Linked DNA regions of Homo sapiens: region 2 is linked to region 1. Evidence: read pairs that join two places in POLR2A ChIA-PET (ENCODE). Cell type or tissue: PC-3. All regions are shown on one strand.

Region 1 (8,000 bases):
TTTATTTATTTATTATTTTGAGATCAGGTCTCGCTCTGTTGCCCAGGCTGGAGTGCAGTGGTACAATCTCGGCTCACTGCAACCTCCGCCTCCCAGTTTCAAGCAATTCTTCTGCCCCAGCCTCCTGAGTAGCTGGGATTACAGATGCCTGCCACCACGCCTGGCTAATTTTTTTTGTATTTTAAGTAGAGACGGGGTTTCACCATGCTGGCCAGGCTGGTCTCGAACTCCTGACCTCAGGTGGTCTGCCTGCCTCAGCCTCCCAAAGTGCTGGGATTAGAGGCGTGAGCCACTGGGCCTGGCCTACAGGCTTTATTTTTAAGAACAGTTTCAGATTTATAGAAAAATTGAGAGGATCATACAGAGTTCTGTGTATCCCCACACTTTCTCCTACTATTAAAATCTTACATTAATACTGCCTATTTGTTTCAGTTAATGAACCAATGTTGATATCAATATTGATACAATGTTATTAACTGAAGTGTATGCTTTATATGGATTGCCACAGGTTTTTTTGTTTATTTATTTATTTATTTTTGACAGAGTCTGGCTCGGTCACCCAGACTAGAGTGCAGTGGTGTGATCTTAGTTCACTGCAACCTCCGCCTCCCGGGTTCAAGCAATCCTCCTGCCTCAGCCTCTCGAGTAGCTGGGACTGCAGGCACCCGCCACCACATCTGGCTAATGTTTGTACTTTTAGTAGAGACGGGGTTTCACCATGTTGCCCAGGCTGGTCTCGAGCTCCTGACCTCAAGTGATCCTCCCTCCTCAGCCTCCCAAAGTGCTGGGATTACAGGCGTAAGCCACCTTGCCCAGCCACACAGTTTTTTATCTAATGGTCTTTTTCTGTTCCAGGATCTCATCTGGGATCCCATATCACATTTATTTACATACAATTTACACTTACTTACATACTATTTACATTTATTTACACATATTTGCATTCGTTTACATATATTGATTTCTATGGCTCTTCCCCAGTGTTCTGTTTCTGCTTCAGGAGCCCACCCAGGACACCAGGTGACATTTAGTCATCACGTAACGACGGCTCCTCTTGGCTGCCACAGTGTCTCAGCCTTTCCTTGTTATGACGATCTTCAGGTTTTAGGAGTGCTGGTCAGCTATATCGCAGATGCTCCTGTCTTGGGATTTGTCTGATGTTTTTCTCATGATTAGATTAGGATTATGGGTTTTTAGGAGAAAGATCACAGGTAAAGTGCCATTTGCTTTACATTCTATCACGAGTATAGATTATTAGCATGACAAATAACTACTGATGTTGACTTTGATCTCCTGGCTGGGGCAGTGATTGCCAGCTTTCTCCGCTGTAATGTTACCCTTCCTGTGCTGCACCCCTTGGAACGAAGTCACCCTGTACAGCCCATACTCATGTTATTCTCCCCGCCATGAGGGCAGAAGTATCTGCATACATTTTTTGGAGTTTAAAAACTTCTTTTAAACTAAAAAAAACACTTTTTTTTTTTTCAGGCAGAGTTTTGCTCGTCGCCCAGGCTGGAATGCAGTGGCCCGATCTCGGCTCACTGCAACCCCCGCCTCCTGGGTTTAAGCAATTCTCCTGCTTCAGCCTCCCGAGTAGCTGGGATTACAGGCGTGCGCCACCATGCCCAGCTAATTTTTGTATTTTTAGTAGAGATGGGGTTTCACCATTTGGCCAGGCTGGTCTTGAACTCCTGACTTCAGGTGATCCACCCGCCTTGGCCTCCCAAAGTGCTGGGATTACAGATTTTTTTGTTTCTTCTTTTTTTTTCCATTTTATTTTATTTTTTTGAGACAGAATCTCGCTCTGTTGCCCAGGCTGGAGCACAGTGGTGCAGTCTCAGCTCAGTGCAACCTCTGCCTCCGGGTTTAAGTGATTCTCCTGCCTCAGCCTCCTGAGTAGCTGGGATTACAGGTGCCTTCCACTATGCCCCGCTAATTTTTTGTATTTTTGGTAGAGACAGGGTTTCACCATGTTGGCCAGGCTGGTCTCTAACTTCTGACCTTGTGATCTGCCCACCTCGGCCTCCTAAAGCGCTGGGATTACATGCATGAGCCATCACACCCGGCCTCCATTTTATTTTTGTTTTATTCACAAAGACCCCAATAACAACTATTTTAATTTTTTGTTGGTTGGTTGGTTTGTTTTTGTGACGGAGTCTCCCTCTGTTGCCCAGGCTGGAGTGCAGTGGCGTGATCTTGGCTCACTGCAACCTCCGCCTCCTGGATTCAAGCAATTCTCCCACCTCAGCCTCCCAAGTAGCTGGGACTACAGGCATATGCCACCACGCCCAGCTAATTTTTGTACTTTTAGTAGCAACGGGGTTTCGCCACGTTGGCCAGGTTGGTCTCGAACTCCTGACCTCAAGTGACCCACCAACCTGGGCCTCCCAAAGTGCTGGGATTACAGTTGTGTGGCACCACGTCCGGCCTAAAATCTTTAAAAAAATTGTTTTTTTTTTTTTGTAGAGACAGGGTCTTGCTATGTTGCCCAGGGTGGTCTGGAACTCCTGACCTTAAGTGATTCTCTCACCTGGACCTCCCAAAGTGCTGGGATTACAGGCGTGAGCCACCTCGTCTGGTCCCACCAGTGATTTCTGATTCCTCAGTGTGACTGCAAGGCCAGTGAGCCCCAGGCCCTGAAGACATCACACAAACTGAAGCCTGGAGGTTTTTATGGCAGCCAAAGCTTGGCAATGGCTGATGGGACAAGTGAGGGCCTTCCCTTCCTGATGTCCTGGGACCGCATATATCCAGGTCAGAGTGGGAGCTACAGGAAGGACTGACTGTGAGTTCTCTGCCAGCCTGCTGAGATGGCAAAGAATGGGAATGAAATTGACTGAAAGAAAATAAACATGGATGCTTGTTGCACGGATGTGGGTGAGGAGAGCCAGCCTGTATGGGGACATGGGGATGGAGACTGATGCTGGGGGGGTAGTGACACCAACTGGGTGGCAGCTGGCAGGCCCCTGGGCATCCACACTCCCCCTGCTCAGTTGGAGAGAAGCAAGAAAGCATAAAGGGAGGGAGGGAGGGAGGAAAAGAGGTGGGAGATGAGTGCTGTGGGTGAGCGCTGAAGCACACTTCAAAAGCTCAAGCCACAATGCTTACGCCCTGATATAAAAAGAGCATTGAGTTGAGCGTGGTGGCTTACGCCTGTAATCCCAGCACTTTGGGAGGCTAAGGCGGGTGGATCACTTGAGGTCAGGATTTTGAGACCAGCCTGGCCAACATGGCGAAACCCTGTCTCTACTAAAAATACAAAAATTAGCCGGGCATGGTGGCGGGCGTCTGTAGTCCCAGCTACTCTGGAGGCTGAGGCAGGAGGATCGCTTGAACCTGGGAGGTGGAGCTTGCAGTGAGTGGAGATCGCGCCATTGCACTCCAGGCTGGGTGACAGAGTAAGACTCTGCCTCAAAAAAAAAAAAAAAAAATTGAAAAATTACAAAGCTCAAACCTAATCACCAGTGTGGCTGCTCCTGGCCCCACCCTGCCTCCTGCTCCCCAGGGGAGGGGACAGGTCAGAGAGGGGTGTGCCCTTCCAGGGGCCTGAGATGATCCAGACATGGGAGCTGGCAGGGAATGAGGGCTCCGGCAGGGCTGGGTCAGTAGGTACACCTGGCAATAGGGCAAAGATCTGGCAGCTGGACTTCTTGGGCTCTGAGAAGGCAAGAGATTAGTATCTGTGTGTGACAGGAGAGGGCGTGGCTGGTGTCCACCCATCCATGCTGGGAGACGTGGGAGAGATGGGGCGGGGACACAGGGCAGGAGAGAGGCCAGGCCTGGGGCCTCTGTGCCGGGAGGGATAATACGATCTCTGAGTCACCCCGAAATGGGGTGAGATGGTGCTGATGATCCCGGATTCCTTGGTTTTGTCCCTGGCTCTGTCACTGCTGACTCATGGGCTGCCGACCTAGGAGTCTCCTGGTCAGCGTGCGGGTTTCTCTCAGCCTCTTGGTGTGTCACAGAAGCAGACAGCTTCTCTGTAAACCGTCATCCTCAGGGGTGTGCCCGGCTTCTGGGTTCTGTGTTCTGGCATCCTCCGATATTCCAAGAGGAAGCAGGATAGGACGATCCCAGCTCCTTGCTCTGCCTACTGGTGACAAGACCTGTCCTGGCCTGGGACCAGGGGGGCTTCTCTGGGAGTCCTGGTTGGTCCTGAGACAGGGACACCCTCCCAGTGAAGCCCTACCTCCTCTGTCCTCCATCACCCAGCCCACAGCAAGGCCACCCTCCTGACTCTCCCTCCAATTAACCCAAGCTCCTGGGTTGCGCCCTTGAGGCCCACACCGATGCTCCCAACTTACTTTCCAGCCCTATTCCCTCACCTGTCTGGCTTCCGACTCCTCAAGTTGAGTTTTCCACAGATACTTCCTCCCCACACACACACCCGTTTTTGTCCCTGCTACTCTCCTTTTGCGAGAGCTCTCTCCTCTTCATAGGTCTCTAAGCTTTTACTCACCCTTCAGGTCTCCTCTCCACCTGCCACCTCCTCCAGGAATCCTGCCTGGTGTGCCCCAGGTAGAGTTGATTTTTCACTCTCCAGTGCTCACACAGAGCTTGTTTTCCCTGCGTGGGAGCTGTTTATTTAAATTCAGGCTGGCCTGATTACACCCTGATGAGCTCCATGCCAGCCCTGGGCCTGGCCCAGTGCGCTCAGCATGTCCTTCCAGAAAGAATGAAGGAATAAAAAAAGACGAAGAGTAATAAATAGGAGAGTAGGGGTAGAGGATGAGCCCCAGAATCAGACATTAGGCAGGGTGTGGATACCAGTCTTGCCATTATTCTGGTGGCCCTGGAATGTCACATCAGTTCCCAGAGCCTTAGTTTTCTCATCTCTAAGATGGGAATGGGCTAGGCATGGTCACACCTGCAATCCCAGCACTTTGGAAGGCTGAGGCAGGAGGATCACTTCTTGAGGCCAGGAGTTCGAGACCAGCCTGGGCATCATCGGGAGAACCTGTCTCTACAAAAAAATAAGAAGTTAGCTGGGTGTGGTGGTGCACACCTGTAGTCCCAGCTACACCAGAGGCTGAAGGTGGAGGTTTTCTTGAGCCCAGGAGTTTGAGGCTTCAGTGAGCTACGACTGTGCCACTGCACTGTAGCCTGGGTGACAGAGCGAGACTTCATGTCTTAAAAACAAAAACAAGAGAACAACAATGATGCCCCTGCACTGTTTTGCAGTGAGATAAAATGACTTCCTGTTATTCAATGTTATCCGAAGGCATTTAGGTTAGTGCCTGGCCCCGAAGCAGGTGCTCAAAACATGGTTTACTGGCTGGCTTGCTCCCTGAGAGGCCAGGGCAGAGGTGCCTGGCAGGAGGAGGCTGCCCTGAATGGGGAGAGGGAGGGGTGGGGCTGGAGAGGATTGACTCCTCCATCAGATTAGAGGGTCTTCAGGAATTCCACCGCCCTTAGGTCCTCTTCCTCCCTCGCCTCTGGGAAATTGGAGTAAAATCCAGTAGAGACAGGACTGCCCTGAAGTGAGGAGGCGGGAGCCGGAGGGAGTCGGGGAGGTGGGTGGGAAGGAGGGTTTATGGACCTCCCTGTGAAGTGGGGGAATGGCCTGTGAAGGGCTGGACAGCTGGGTAGGATGGTGGGAATGCTGAAGGTCACGGTAAATACGGGCTTGCTAATTATTTATTTATTAGAGATGAGGTCTTGCTCTGTCACCCAGGTTGGAGTGCAGTGGCATGATCATGGCTCGCTGTAGCCTCCAACTCCTGGGTTTAAGTGATCTTCCTGCCTCAGCCTCCCGAATAGCTGGGATTTACAGGTGTATGCGACCATGCCTGGCTAATTAAAAAAAAAAATTTGTTTTTGAAAAAGGGTCTCACTATGTTGCCCAGGTAGGTCTTGAATTCCTGGCCTCAAGTAATCCTCCTGCCTCAGCCTCCCAAAGTGCTGGGATTACAGGCATGAGCCACCATGCCTGGCCAGGTGTTTTGAAACTGACAGACATAAACTGAAATCGATGCACCGATTTGGGGTAAAGTAATTTAACAACGGTCCTCTAAGTCCTGTCCCCTGTGTAAGCCTCCTCCCCTTCACACAGTCATCTCTTCTGAGTCTCTCTAACTAAGCTCTCTCACCGAGTCCCCTCCCTTTGCTCAGCCCCTCTCCCCATCCTTGCCACCAGAAGTGCCAGACCCTGGGACTCCAGCCAGGAGGCATCAGTATGGTCTTTCTTCTCTTCCTTAGAAGAAACCCCAGAGGTGGCCACCGCCCCCACCCACGGCCCACGTGGTGCCCAACCTGGGGGCAGCACCCGCTCAGCCAGTCTCGCCAGACTGGTCAGCCAGGCCTGCCATCACCCAGCACCAGGCCGAGGGGGTGGATGGTCCGCTGGTGTGGGCGGTCAGGCTGAGGGCCAGGGACTCTCCTGTTCAGCCTGGTGCCAGGACTCCAATCTGAGCTCAAGGACTTCAGAAAGAAATAGGATCTTGTTGCCTAAAGAAAGAAAAAAATTCCATCCTTTACTATTTTTTATTTTTTGAGTTGGAGTCTCACTCTGCCTCCCAGGCTGGAGTGCAGTGGCGTGATCTCGGCTCACTGCAAGCTCCGCCTCCCAGGTTCACGCTGTTCTCCTGCCTCAGCCTCCCAAGTAGCTGGGACTACAGGTGCCCACCACCATGCCCGACTAATTTTTTGTATTTTGAGTAGAGATGGGGTTTCACCATGTTAGCCAGGATGGTCTCAATCTCCTGACCTCGTGATCCGCCCACCTCCGCCTCCCAAAGTGCTGGGATTACAGGCGTGAGCCACCGTGCCCGGCCTACTGTTTTTTATTTTTTAAGAGACAGGATCTTGGTCTGTCGCTCAGGCTGGAGTGCAGTGGTGTGATCTCAGCTCACTGCAACCTCTGCCTCCTGGGTTCAAGCGATTCTCCCACCTCAGTCTCCCGAGCAGCTCCCGACCACAGGCACACGCCACCATGCCCAGCTAATTTTTAGTATAGACGGGGTTTCACCATGTTGGCCAGGCTGGTCTAGAACTCTTGGCCCAAGTGATCCTTCCACCTCAGCTTCCTAAAGTGCTGGGATTACAGGTGTGAGCCACTGTGTCCGCCCTAGGAATCAATTTAATATACACTGGCTTCCCTGGCTTTAGTCTTCCTGTTCCCAGAAGACGTGGAGTACGGGCTCTGGGAGCTAGACTGCTCAGCTCACAGAGATCTTTTTGGCTGCAGGACAGTGGTCCATCACTGGCCCTGGGGCTCAGATGCCAGCGGGAGCTTGGGGTTAGAAGGGAGACTTTGTTTTTGCCCCTTTGCTAGGGACTCCCAGGGAGCTGAACTCAGGGCAAGCTGCATGTGTGTGTGTTACAACTGGGGACTTGGGGCCAGGCGGGGTAGCTCACGCCTGCAATCCCAGCATTTTGGGAGGCTGAGGAGGGCAGATCACTTGAGGCTAGAAGTTCGGGACCAGCCTGGCCAACATGCTGAAACCCTGTCTCTACTAAAACTACAAAAATTAGCTGGGCGTAGTGGCGAGCACCTGTAGTTCCAGCTACTCGGGAGGCTGAGGCAGGAGAATCGCTTGAACCTGGGAGGCAGAGGTTGCAGTGAACCGAGATTGCACCACTGCACTATAGCCTGGGTGACAGCGACATTCCGTCTCAAAAAAAGAGAACAAAACAAAACAAAACAAAACAACTGGGGACTTGGCCAAGCCCCTGGAACTCTGGGGACAGGGGTCTGAAAAGTCCTAGCTCCCACCTGTTATGATCAGGATCCGAACTGCGCAGCAGCTGCTTTGCGTACGGAACTTTGCTCCCTCCTCTTGTTATTAAACTTTTTGGCTCACAAAGCATTTTTACTTCCTTCTCTCATTTCATGTGTATCTCAGACTGGGGAGTGGGCCCCAGTGTTCTCATTGTACAAAGGAGGAAGTTGGGGCTCAGAGATGGAATTGGCTTCTCCAAGGTCACAGGGCTGGTAGGATGGCTTATGGATACACAGCTTCCCAGCTTTTGTCCTGAGCTTTTTGGCTCATGAAGCATTT
Region 2 (8,000 bases), 310 kb after region 1:
GCACCACCATGCCTGGCTAATTTTTGTACCTTTAGTAGAGACAGGGTTTCACTATGTTGGCCAGACTGGTCTCAAACTCCCGACCTCAAGTGATCCACCTGCCTCAGCCTCTCAAAGTGCTGGGATTACAGGTGCAGGCAACCATGACTGGCCGTTTTTTTTGTTTTTAAAGTTGGGGTCTCACTATGTTGTCCCGGCTGGTCTTGAACTCCAAGGCTCAAGTGATCCTCCTGCCTCGACCTCCCAAAGTGCTAGGCTTACAGTCATGAGCCACCATGCCCAGCTGACGCCAGGCTTTTCAGAAAAGAATAGCTTTATTGCAAGTCAACCAGTAAGGAGACAGAAGTCTAGCTCAAATCTGTCCCCCTGTGCTGGCTTTAAGGCGGTAATTTTATTAGGAAAGGTTTAGGGGGTGGATTCTGATATTAGGTGATTGGCGGAAGCAAAGGGGAGGCCTGGAAAGTGCTCAGGCATGCGCAGTTCCCTCTTCATGTTATCTCATGGGGGGCATGTGCAAATTCCGGGGGTGGTTAGTATGTAACATGCACTGGAAATTCGGGCTGTGACATCAGCAAGCTTGTTCTGTGCAAACTGCAGTTGGCCATATTGGTCCCAATCTATTTCAGCCAGCGTGTTAATCCCACCAGCAGATGAATTTCAGCATTTCTGCAAGTCGTTTCTTTTTTTATCTGCCATCCTGCAAACTGGAAAATTTCTGCTAGTCACTGGTTTCTTTAACTCTTTGGGGCACGGTTTCACTGGTAGGAGGCCTCAGTTTATCCCATGGGCCTCTCCATAGGGCTACTTCAGAGTCCCCACAGCAGCCTCCAGAATGAATATCCCAAGAAAGAAAAGAAAAGTGCCACTAGGGGCCGGGTGTGGTGGCTCACGCCTGTAATCCCAGCACTTTGGAAGTCTGAGGCAGGAGGATCCCTTGAGCCCAGAAGTTCAAGCCAGCCTGGGCAATGTAGGGAGACGCCATCTCTACTAAAAAAAAAAAAAAAAAAGAAGAAGAATTTAGGCCGGGCGTGGTGGCTCACGCCTGTAATCCCAGCACTTTGGGAGGCTGAGGCAGGCGGATCACGAGGTCAGGAGTTCGAGACCAGCCTGGCCAAGATGGTGAAACCCTGTCTCTACTAAAAATACAAAAATTAGCCAGGCACGGTGGCGGGCGCCTGTAATCCCAGCTACTCAGGAGGCTGAGGCAGGAGAATTGCTTCAACCTGGGAGGCGGAGGTTGCAGTGAGCCAAGATCGTGCCACTGTACTCCAGCCTGGGTGACAAAGCAAGACTCCATCTCAAAAAAAAAAAAAAAAAAAAGAAAGAAAGAAATTAGCTGGGTATGGTGGCACACACCTGTGGTCCCAGCTATTTGGGAGGCCAAGGCAGGAGGATTGGTTGAGCCCAGAAGGTCAAGGCTACAATGAGCCAGATTGTACCATTGCACTCCAGCCTGGGCAACAGAGTAAGACGCCATCTCAAAAAAAGAAAAGAGGCCAGGTGCAGTGGATCACACCTGTAATCCCAACATTGTGGGAGGCCAAGACAGGATCCCTTGAGGCCAGGAGTTTGAGACCAGCCTGGCCAACTTGGCAAAACCCTGTCTTTACCAAAAAATACAAAAATAAGCTGGGCGTGGTGGCCCACTCCTGTAATCCCACCTACTTGGGAGGCTGAGGCGGGAGAATCACTTGAACCTGGGAGGCAGAGGTTACAGTGAGCCGAGACTGCGCTATTGCACTCCAGCCTGAGCGACAGAGCGAGACTCCGTCTCAAAAAAAAAGAAAAAAATTACCACAAGCGCAGCTCTGGGTGCATTGCTTATGAATTAACTCCTGCTTTGCAAGGAGCAGCTCTGGTTCAATAAAAGATTGCTGTGTAACACCACCAGCTTACCCTTGAATTCTTTGAGTGAAACCAAAAACCCTCCCAGGCTAATCCACAATTTGGGGGCTTAGCTATATGCCTGTATCGGTACTAATTGTCTTCATTATTGTAGCTTTGTTGTAACTTTTGAAGTTGAGAAATGTGAGCCTTCCAACTTTGTTTTTCTTTTTCTAGACTGTTTTGGCTATTTGAAGTCCCTTGAATTTCCACAAGAATTTTTTTTTTTTAAGTGCCAAGATCTCAGCTCACTGCAACCTCTGCCTCCCAGGTTCAAGCAATTCTCCCAACTTAGCCTCCCAAGTAGCTGGGACTAGAGGCATGCACCACCATGCTAATTTTTGTGTTTTTAGTAGAGATGGGGTTTCACCATGTTGTCCAGGCTGGTCTCAAACTCCTTGCCTCAAGTGATCCACCCACCTCAGGCTCCCAAAGTGCTGGGATTATAGATGTGAGCCACCATGCCCAGCCTCCACATGAATTTTTAGGATGAGCTTGTCAATTTCTGAAAACAAGCCAGCTGGGGATTTGTTTGTTTAGACACAAGATGTCATTCTGTCACCCAGACTGGAGTGCAGTGGCACAACTCCTAGCTCACTGCAGCCTGGAACCCCTAGGCTCAAGTGATCCTCTCATCTCAGCCTCCTGAGTACCAGGGAATACAGACACATGCCACCATGCCCTGCTAATTTTTTAATTTTTGTAGCGACATGGTCTCAAACTCCTGCCCAACCAGGCTGATCTCTTTTTTTTTTTGAGATGGACTCTCACTCTGTCGCCCAGGCTGGAGTGCAGTGGCGCAACCTCGCCTCACTGCAACCTCTGCCTCCTGGGTTCAAGCGATTCTCCTCCCTCAGCCTCCCGAGTAGCTGGTGGGCATGGGCGCCTGCCACCATGCCCGGCTAATTTTTCATATTTTTAGTAGAGATGGGGTTTCACCATGTTGGCCAGGCTGGTCTCGAACTCCTGGCCTCAAGTGATCCTCCTGCCTCAGCCTCCCACAGCACTGGAATTACAGGCATGAGTCACTGTTCCCGGTCCAGCTGAGGATTTTGACAGGGATTGGTTTATGTCTATATGTGAACTGGGGAGTATTGGAATATTGACATCGTAATAATATTAAGTCTCTCAGGCCAGGCATGGTGGCTCACACCTGTAATCCCAGCACTTTGGGAGCTCGAGGCAGGTGGATCAATTGAGGTCAGGAGTTCAAGACCAGCCTGGCCAACATGGCGAAACCCCGCCTCTGCTAAAAATACAAAAATTAGCCAGGTGTGGTGGTGTGTGCCTGTAGTTCCAGCTACTTGGGAGGCCGAGGCAAGAGGATCACTTGAACCTGGTAGGCAGAGGTGGCAGTGAGCCTAGATTGCACCACTGCACTCCAGCCTGGGTGAAAGAGCAAGGCTCTGTCTCAAAAAAAAAAAAAAAAAAAAGGAAGAAGGAGGAGGAGGAGGGGGAGAAGGAGAAGGGGAAGGAAGGAGGAAGGAGGAAGAAGAAGAAATACCTGAAACTGGGTAATTTTTTTTTTGAGAAAGGATCTTGCTCTGTTTCCCAGGCTGGAGTGCAGTGGCACAATCTTGGCTCACTGCAACAACCACCTCCTGGGTTCAAGCGATTCTCATGCCTCAGCCTCCTGAGTAGCTGGAATTGAGATGTGCACACCACGCCCAGCTAATTTTTATATTTTTAGTAGAGACGCGGTTTCATCATGTTGGCCAGGCTGGTCTCGAACCCCTGACCTCAGGTGATCAACCCACCTCAGCCTCCCAAGTGCCGCAATTACAGGCGTGTGAGCCACTGCGCCCGGCTTCAAAAGTACCATTTAATGGCTGACAATTACTTGCCCTGAAATGTGAAACAAAATTCATTTACTACATTGTTTTTAAGATAGCACCTGACCTTCAGTAATCGGAAATAATGATTTCCTATAAATAAAAACCACTGCAGTGCTTTTAGTGATTAGTGTACATAGAGTTTTTCCCCTGGCTGTGACATCATATTATTAAAAGCATTAAGCACCTGGAATTCATGCTGTAGTTGATTTATAAGTTACATAATGTACAAAGCTCCTTTTATAAGAATGTTTTGTGGTCACAATTACTTCAAAACCCAATTACATTCAAATAATCTAATAGCTCATGCTTTGGCAATTATAGAAGTGTGATTTTGACACATAGAAATTTTATGAGGTTAGCAAATAAAAAACGCTATAAAAGAGGTGAACAATGGTTCCTCTGTTTAAATTTAGAGTGCAGCAATATTTAGGTAATATTTTTCAGTTAATATAATCAGCCTAGAATATAGCATTGTAAATCATACAGTGTTTTAGAAATACGGATCTAAAGAAGGTAATACCTTTTCCAAATTATAAAATTTTGGCAAATCAATACAGTACTTTGTAATACAATAAAACTATGTTTTTGTTGGAGTCATATATGACTTTAATCATAATTTCCACTGCAAAAGCACCACCTAAATACTAAATCAATTATGAAGGCTTTTCATGACAGTTTATAACAGAGTCAGTTGTTTTACACAAATTAATATGGCTTTTAAAAAATTATATAATTTCTTGGCCGGGCACACTGGCTCATGACTGTAATCCCAGCACTTTGTGGGGCTGAGACCAGCAAATTGCTGAGCTCAGGAGTTTGAGACCAGCATGGACAACATGGCAAGACCCTGTCTCTAAAAATAAAAATGTTTTAAAAGCTGCAGAGTTAACACAGTAGAGAAATCATGTGCATATAAAATATGCTACGTTTCCTTCTGGGATTGGTCCAAAACTGCTCACAAAAAACTTCAAAACTCTACTTTAAGAAGTTCCAGGCCGGGCACGGTGGCTCACGCCTGTAATCCCAGCACTTTGGGAGGCCGAGGCAGGCGAATCACAAGGTCAGGAGTTCGAGACCAGCCTGGCCAACATGGTGAAACCCCGTCTCTACTAAAAATACAATAAAAATTAGCTCAGCATAGAGGCGTGCGCCTGTAATCCCAGGTACTCGGGAGGCTGAGGCAGGAGAGTCACTTGAACCTGGGAGGCGGAGGTTGCAGTAAGCCAAGATCGCGCTACTGCACTCCAGCCCAGGCGACAGAGCGAGACTCTGTCTCAGGAAAAAAAAAAAAAAAAGAAGCTCCAATACCAAATTAAAGTCGTTTTTCAAGTATTGGTAAATCTTCCATAAACAGGGCAACACTTAATGATCAATAGATCATTCGACTAGGGCTTATGCTGGTGGATCTCTTTTGTTTAAAGCTCCAAACTCAGCTGGGCTTGGTGCTTCACGCCTGTAATCCCAGCACTTTAGGAGGCCAAGGCAGGTGGATCACCTGAGGTCAGAAGTTCGAGACCAGCCTGGCCAACATAGTGAAACCCCCGTCTGTACTAAAAATACAAAAATTAGACAGGCGTGGTGGCACAGAAAAAAAAAAGTCAATTATCCTATTTGGGGATTTAAATTATACTATTTTTTATTTTTTTGAGACAGAGTTTCACTCTGTCACCCAGTCTGGAGTGCAGTGGTACAATCTTAGCTCACTGCAACCTCCACCTCCTGAGTTCAAGCGATTCTCCTGCCTCAGCCTCCCGAGTAGCTAGGATTACAGGCACCAGCCACCACCTGGCTAATTTTTGTATTTTTTGTAGAGACGGGGTTTCACCATGTTGGCCAGGCTGGTCTCAAACTCCTGGCCTCAAGTGATCTGCCTGCTTCGGCCTCCCAAAGTACTGGGATTACAGGAGTGAGCCACCACACCACCTCGACCAGCCTTTTCCTCTATAAATTTAAAAAAAAAAAAAGGCCAGGTGCGGAGGTTCATGCCCGTAATCCCAGCACTTTGGGACGGATCACTGTAATTCCAGCTACTCAGGAGCCTGAGGCAGGAGGATCACTTGAACCCAGGAGTCGGAGGTTGCAGTGAACCAAGATTGCTCCACTGCACTCCAGCCTGGGCAACAGAGCAAGACTCCAGCTCAAAAACAAAGAAAAAAGAAAAAGGCCAGGTAAGGTGACTTACATCTGTAATCCCAGTACTTTGGGAAGCTGAGGCAGGAGGATTGCTTGAGCCCAGGAGTTCAAGGCTACAGTAAGCTAGTAAGCTATGATTGCACCACTGTGCTGCAGCCTGGGTGACAGAGCCAGACCCTGTCTCATGAAAAAAAAAAAAAAAAAAAAAAAAAAGAAAAGAAAAGAAAGGAAGAAAAGTGCCAAATTGTTTCTCAAAGCAGTTCTAGTGATTTATGGTCTCACTTGCAGTATATCAGATTCTTCGTTGTCCAGATCTTTTTAATTTTTTACAGACTAACAGGTACAATACAGTATCTTACTGTGGTACTAATTTGAGTTTCCCTGATTTCCTCTATAGTTGAGCATCTTTACGTGTTTAGTGGCCACTCATGTTTCTTCAGATCTTCTGCCTGCCTTCCTCCCTCCCTTCCTCCCTCCCTTCCTCCCTTCCTCCTTCCCGCCCTCCCTTCCTTTTTTTTTTTTTTTTTTTTTTTTTTGAGACGGAGTCTTGCTCTGTCGCCCAGGCTGGAGTGCAGTGGCGGGACCTCAGCTCACTACAAGCTCCACCTCCCAAGTTAAATCGATTATCCGGCCTCAGCCTCCTGAGTAGCTGGGACTACAGGCGCCCGCCACCACGCCCAGCTAATTTTTTGTATTTTCAGTAGAGACAGGGTTTCACCGTGTTAGCCAGGATGGTCTCGATCTCCTGACCTCATGATCCGCCCACCTCGGCCTCCCAAAGTGCTGGGATTACAGGCGTGAGCGTGAGCCACCGCGCCCGGCCCCTTCCTTCTTTTTTTTTAAAAAGAGAGACGGGTGCTCCCTTTGGCAGCAGATATACTAAAAAAGAGAGACGGGAAGGCCAGGCACAGTGGCTCACACCTGTAATCCCAGCACTTTGAGAGGCCGAGGCTGGTGGATCACCTGAGGTCAGAAGTTCGAGACCAGCCTGGCCAACATGGTGAAACCCCATCTCTACTAAAAATACAAAATTAGACGGGTGTGGTAGTGCATGCCTGTAATCCCAGCTACTCAGGAGGCTGAGGCAGGAGAATCAATGAACCCGGGAGGCGAAAGTTGCAGAGAGATGAGATTGTGCCATTGCATTCCAGCCTGGGCAACAAGAGCGAAACTACGTCTCAAAAAAAAAAATGCATAAGTTTTGTGAACAAATATTTCATAATTTTCTCTACTGAGGTCTTAGACTTTTTTTTTTTACATTTTACAGAATACTTCATATCTTCTTTGTCTCTCCCCTTTTTTTTTGCAATCACCTTGAAAACATTAAGATTCAGATGGTCCTCTAATTTTCCTGTCTCCTGTTATCCTTTGTGGTGTGTGTGTGTGTGTGTGTGTGTGTGTGTGTGTGTGTGTGTGTGTGTGTTTGAGACAGAGTCTCACTCTGCTGGACAGGCTGCAGTAGAGTGATGGCATCTCGGCTCGCTGCAACCTCCGCCTCCTGGGCTCAAGTGATTCTCCTGCTTCAGCCTCCCGAGTAGCTGGGATTATCGGCATGTGCCACCACCCCTAGCTAATTTTTGTATTTTTAGTAGAGACGGGGTTTCACCATGTTGGCCAGGCTGGTTTCAAACTCTTGACCTCAAGTGATCTGCCCACCTCAGCCTCCCAAACTGCTGGGATTACAGACATGAGCCACTGCGCCCAGCCTGTTATCCTTTGTTTTTGGAAGGAAGCATTTGAAAAAGAGTGACTCTATCTTGAATAGGGGCTGGGTAAGATGAGGCTGAGACCTGCTGGGCTGCATTCCCAGTAGGTGAGACATTCTTATTCACAGGATGAGACAGAAGGTTGGCAGGACTGGTATCACAAGATACGGGTCACAAAGACCCTGCTGATAAAACAGGATGCTGACAGGGCACAGTGGCTCACTCCTGTAATCCCAGCATTCTGGGAGGCTGAGGCGGGCAAATCACTTGATGCCAGGAGATCAAGACCAGCCTGGCCAACATGGTGAAACCCTGTCTCTACCAAAAATACAAAAATTACCCAGACATGGTGGCAGGCACCTGTACTCCCAGCTACTCAGGAGGCTGAGGCAAGAGAATTGCTTGAACTCGGGAGGCAGAAGTTGCAGTGAGCCAGGATCGC

What was found. ChIA-PET counts read pairs that join two places held together with the same protein. Peaks named below come from ENCODE experiments on the same cell type or tissue, not always from the same donor. Only the 100,000 strongest peaks of a DNase experiment are listed, where the experiment ranks them.
Region 2: POLR2A ChIA-PET joins it to region 1 with 10 read pairs; 2 of 35 experiments call an interaction of 5 or more read pairs at or near these places.

What each region holds. Positions count from the first base shown.
Region 1 is chr7:73,818,904-73,826,903 of GRCh38, forward strand. No RefSeq gene overlaps it. Among named protein-coding and RNA genes, the nearest start is that of CLDN4, 8.1 kb to the right of the region's middle. RefSeq lists enhancers at 976-1,554, 3,349-4,548. In PC-3, no CTCF peak of the experiment used is centred here; a DNase peak (open chromatin) is centred at 3,838; H3K4me3 peaks cover 382 bases; H3K27ac peaks cover 3,217 bases.
Region 2 is chr7:74,126,188-74,134,187 of GRCh38, forward strand. No RefSeq gene overlaps it. Among named protein-coding and RNA genes, the nearest start is that of EIF4H, 44 kb to the right of the region's middle. RefSeq lists an enhancer at 6,876-7,663. In PC-3, no CTCF peak of the experiment used is centred here; a DNase peak (open chromatin) is centred at 7,674; H3K27ac peaks cover 574 bases.